2 separate regions of the Homo sapiens genome follow, and region 2 is linked to region 1. A link is an interaction called in ENCODE POLR2A ChIA-PET data of the cell type or tissue named here. Cell type or tissue: K562. All regions are shown on one strand.

Region 1 (2,500 bases):
ACTGTCATTGATTCAGATGGGGAGAGTGAGGCACATGGTGATGGGTGACCAATCAAAAGTTACACAGTTCTGTGATAGTAAAACTGGGACTAGAATATGGAATCCCTGCCCTCTGGAAAACTAGTTTGAATGAAGCTCTGTTCACTAACAAAAAGCTGGAGCTCATTTTTCTGAGCCAACTTTTCTGGGGCTCACAGGAGGTTGGGTGGCATCCAAGCAGACTGACTGAATGCAGAGTACACTAGTATGGGGAGCTGGGCCAACAGGGAGAGATGTCCCTTTCTGGTCATATTCTCTAGATACAGTCAACTGCCAGGAAACAGAGTCAGGCTGTTGAGATCCAAGGAAGTAGAGTAACCTACACAATAAATTGAAAGGGCCAAGCAGGAGAGGAGCCAGTGGATGCAGTGATGCTGGGAAACGGGACGGTCAGAGATGAGGCTCGGGCAGCTGGCGAGATAGCTCTGGAGCCTGTTACACCGACAGTGCCTATCTGAGATGAATTTCCTAGAAACTGCTCTAAGTACTTGGAAAGGCTGGGAACGTTCCTAAAGGGACTGGGCAGGGCTAGATAACTTGCTTCAAAGTGCCAGGGAGACTGTACTTCTGTCATCCAAGACAGTCTCTTTGGCAGGGCAGCTGAGCAGGGATAAATGCTGGAGCCAACCCAACAAGAATGATATACTTCCTCGTCTACATAGTATGATGGACAATTTTAAGATTCTGTTGCTAACCTTACAGCCTCAAGCCAAAAACTTCAATTCTGGAATAATGACTTCAATTTTAAAAATGGAATGGACACTGGCAACATTTAGACTGGGTAAAGTGTTGGGCTCTGGTGGGTTTTTAAAGTAAATCATAGCAAACTTTACTTACCATCCACTAAAGCTGGATTTAAAAATTTGATTCACTAACAGATTTATCTTACTGCCATAAAAATTATGTAGCTATTTGTCTTTTGAAATAGAGCTCAGATAATCAAAACCCATATGCAAAGGGGCTGCGGAAATACCATTACAAACCACACAGAGAGGTTTTAAAACCAGCCTCCCTGCTTTCAGAGCTGCTACTAGGAATCCTGGCTGCCCCTCCTCCACGTATCAGGCAAGACCAGGGCTCAGTCAGTAAGACTGCTGTGTAAGTGACGCAGCCATCACTTCTGCTTAGTCTCCACAGGCCTAATGTATGTGATGCTGAATTTACTTATCTCAGTAGGCAGCACAGCCTCACCAAGAGTGGTTATGTTTTAGGCTTTGTAAGAACAAGATGTCAGGGGTTTTGCTGTTGCATCATTCTGCAACACCTTATTTCAACTCTGTGCTGAGCTGGCAAAAGCTCTAAATCAACCCAGCTCTGCAACCCAGCTCGCTTAGCTTACCCTTCAGATGTTCCAGTAGTAGGACGACTTTGCAATATTCACTGGCAACGTGACACACTAGTAACAGTTTGTCTAGTCATCACACGCTTTGAATGTCTCCCTGGTATTTCTCTGTCCTTGTCCCTCTGTGCTGCATTTTCCTTACTAAATATTTCTGATAATATTTTCAACCAAAGGACGTAAGAATCTAACTCCATCTTGAGCCCACAGAAATGTGTATAATCTCTGTGCTATATGCAGACCTGGGAGAAAGACCTAATTGTCAGACTGTACCTAAGCGTCCTAGAGTCTACTCTGCTTAGATGTTGAGAATGAGAAGAGACAATTATTTCCATCCCCTTTATAAGAATACAGCTGATTTCAGGTTGGCTGCTAAGGCAAGTGTGATAGGCTTGCTTGGAGAAAGCATGGATATTTGTTGTCTGATGGGATACAGTGGAACGAACCCACTCATCAGCAGGCTATCCACTTTTGCCACTAATCATAGGGGAGAAAGCACTTTTAGGAAAAGAAAATGGAACAAATTCAGTGGAAAAGAAGTGACACAAAAGTGCAATGTTTAACAAGCAGCTGCTCTTGGTGGCTGAAGGTGCTCCTGTCCTAACAGAGACTCCCCTAACAGGAAGGAATCATTCTTACACAGGGGTGCATACCTATACTTCACAGCATGTTTGTGTGACAGTTATACTGTCATAATTTTAGATGGTTAAACCTCTACTCCCGGGTTTATAAAAGATCAGAGCACTTGTCACTCTTGGTGCAGGTAGAGTGAGATAGAGTGGTTGAGCAGTTCATTTTTCTTTATAATTACACTCCATTAACCTTCCACATGAGAGCTCCCCTGTGCTTTCATACCAGCAGCACCAACTGGCTGCATTTGATAAGGCTCTACAGAGTCTGCAAGACCAGCACATGTAACAAAAGGAAGACTTTAATACTGCAGACTTAAGCAGAAGCTGAACGCAGCTCTGTTACTTATTGGCACACATATTCAGCTCAATTATACATGTGTAGACAAAAACAAACCAAAAACATAAAGCTGGAAACCAGTAAACAAATGATGGGAGCTTATTTAAATCAAAAGTGATTCAAAAACCTTCTGGTAATCTTCATAATATTCAA
Region 2 (2,500 bases), 250 kb after region 1:
GCCTGTTTTAGTTCTCAGAATTATTCACAGGGAATAGACTTTCACCATCAACACCCTAAAGATGCAGAATGCTCAAGGTAAATTGCCAGTTTTTGTCTTTCTGGAAAATCCATTAATACTGAATGATCTTGGTCTTGACCCATTCCAAAAAAAAAAAAAAAAAAGAGGATTGAGCCATGGGATTCAGATTATGTCCTTGAAAATCCCTTTAAAAACTAGATTCCAAATCAGTGCTCTCATTCTTCTTGAATATCCCACCCACCAGCTTAGCTTGTCCTATCCCTTCTAGATACAGCATTATTTTCTCTCTTTGAGGAAGAATGGCCCAGAGGCCGGAAGAGTGAGGGAACGTAAGAACGACTTTTCCACTGACCTGAGTTGCTAAAGCCATTTGGACCCAGAGAACTCATTGTATATGTGTGCTGCTCAATATATATGTGTGCATGAATTTGTGGTTGTGCATTTTCTGGCTAATATCCAAAGTCTTCATAACAAGGGGCCTGAGATACGACAAAAGGAAGACCTATGTGTCAAGGACGTGTGTCCACCCACCAAGAAGTTCTGGATGCCCAAAGGGGCTCCTAGCTCAGGGTCTGTGTGTCCAGCTGCTGGGGTAAAGAGATTTGGAAACCACTGAACATTTCTGCTGGGATCCTTCCAAACCCTTTTGGGAACCGGCAATAGCACTTGTCAGGGGAAATTAGTTCTGCACTTTCACAGAGTGAGAAATTCCTCAGGGGGCATTCTTGTACTTGGGAAGAGAAATCGAACCCAGCTGATTCCTTCAGGGCCCTTGCCATTAATAAAGCAGACGAAGTCCAGTTCAGTTAGTCCCGCCTGGGTCAGGGCGTGGAGTGAGGACAGGAGCAATGGCGTTCAGGGAATTTCACCTGTGGCTATGGCCCTCCTCTGATGGGTGCAAGCTTGATATTTTAGGGGATCGCGTTACCGGCATGTAAACACCGTGAGTGACAGCCAAAGCTCCCAGGCGACCACAGAGGATCTCAAACCCTTCCTATCTTCCTAGAAACCCTGGCAGCCCGACCGGCTGCTTGCTGTCTGATGCAACAGTTTGCAACGCTGTTCTGGGAGTTGAGTCCTGCTGCGGGGCGCCGGGAACCGGGCCGACGCGCATGCGCGGGCTGCGGCCCCGCCCCAAAGGGCGGAGGGGGAGCTTTTCACCAGATGTGCGGGGGGCGGGGCCGGTCGGCCAGGGAGACCTCTGGCAGCTCGCGCCTGCGATCTGAGCTTAATTAAACTTCTCCCGAGGCATTGGCTGACTGATTGACCCAGTGATCCAAAAAAATCAGAGAGGCCCAAATCTCCCCAAACGCACCGGCAGAGCGAAGTTGGGAAGTTGGCTTCGGTTTCCAGACTTGGGCCTTTGGATTCGGCGTCCCTCTCCTGCGCCCCCGATCCGCAGCACTGTCCAGGATCCACAGCTCGGAAGCACAGTCAAGCCTCGCGGGTCTGGGCCCTCACACCACACACTTTCTTAAGAAGGGAGGCATTGTGGCTACGGGGCGGAAAGGAGGCAAGATTTTGATACCTCCTTTGTCAGTATCTCCTCTGCCTCGCTCATCTGTTTTAGGTTTTATGAGCAGGAGACGTCACCGATTATTTTCCAAAATTTTCAGCTGTTCGGATATTGCCTTCACGGTTTGCTTCCATGTCCACATTCCACCACTATTATATATTTTAATAGACTTTTATTTTATTAACTTTTTCTTTAACTTTAAACCGTTTCCCTTTTTTAGATAGCTTTGCCCTAAGCAATAACATTAGCAAAGCTACAGGCTGAAAATAAATTCAAAACTATTAAAATAAAAAATATATATATGGGCTGGTCCGAGTGCAGTGGTGTTTGCAACTAACTGATCACATTCAGTTACAGATTTCTTTCTTTTCTTTTTTCTTTTCTTCTCCACTCACACTGCTTCACTTGACCAGCCATATATATATATATATATATATATATGCTAAATTGTCTCGTCTACCACATTTGGTGAAAAACTCTGGTAATTGCTGGACACAATGGCTCATGTTTGTAATCCCAGCACTTTGGGAGGTCAGCCAGCCTGGGCAACATGGTAAAACCCATCTCTACTAAAAACACAAAAATTAGCTGGGCATAGTGGCGCGTGCCTGTAGTCCCAACTACCGGGGAGGCGAGGTGGGAGGATTGCTTGAGCCCGGGAGGTTGAGGCTGCAGTGAGTTATGATGGTGCCACTGCACTCCAGCCTGGGTGACAGTGAGACCCTGTCTCAAAAACAAACAAAAACTCTGGAGGTAATACTACCTAACATATTGAGTGATTGTCAATGTCTCAGGCATTATTCTAAGCACTTTACATGTTCTTACTCCTTATGACACCACAGAAGGTGGATGTTGTTTACATTTTAAAGGAGAAAAATGAGGCACAGAGAGGTTAAGTAACTTGCCTAAGATCACAGAGCCAGGATGCAAACTCCACTAGCCTGTCTCCAGAGCCTACATGGC

The links. Peaks named below come from ENCODE experiments on the same cell type or tissue, not always from the same donor. Only the 100,000 strongest peaks of a DNase experiment are listed, where the experiment ranks them.
Region 2: POLR2A ChIA-PET joins it to region 1 with 10 read pairs; 3 of 35 experiments call an interaction of 5 or more read pairs at or near these places.

What each region holds. Positions count from the first base shown.
Region 1 is chr11:45,993,395-45,995,894 of GRCh38, forward strand. The region is part of intron 6 of PHF21A (PHD finger protein 21A); the gene reads right to left. Among named protein-coding and RNA genes, the nearest start is that of LARGE2, 72 kb to the left of the region's middle. RefSeq lists a silencer at 392-573 and an enhancer at 1,014-1,559. In K562, a CTCF peak has its summit at 2,237; DNase peaks (open chromatin) are centred at 497, 1,117 and 2,237; H3K4me3 peaks cover 649 bases.
Region 2 is chr11:46,242,318-46,244,817 of GRCh38, forward strand. No RefSeq gene overlaps it. Among named protein-coding and RNA genes, the nearest start is that of LINC02710, 24 kb to the left of the region's middle. RefSeq lists enhancers at 109-1,042, 1,043-1,976, a cis regulatory region at 729-1,611 and a silencer at 1,055-1,264. In K562, a CTCF peak has its summit at 1,386; a DNase peak (open chromatin) is centred at 1,144; H3K4me3 peaks cover 1,969 bases.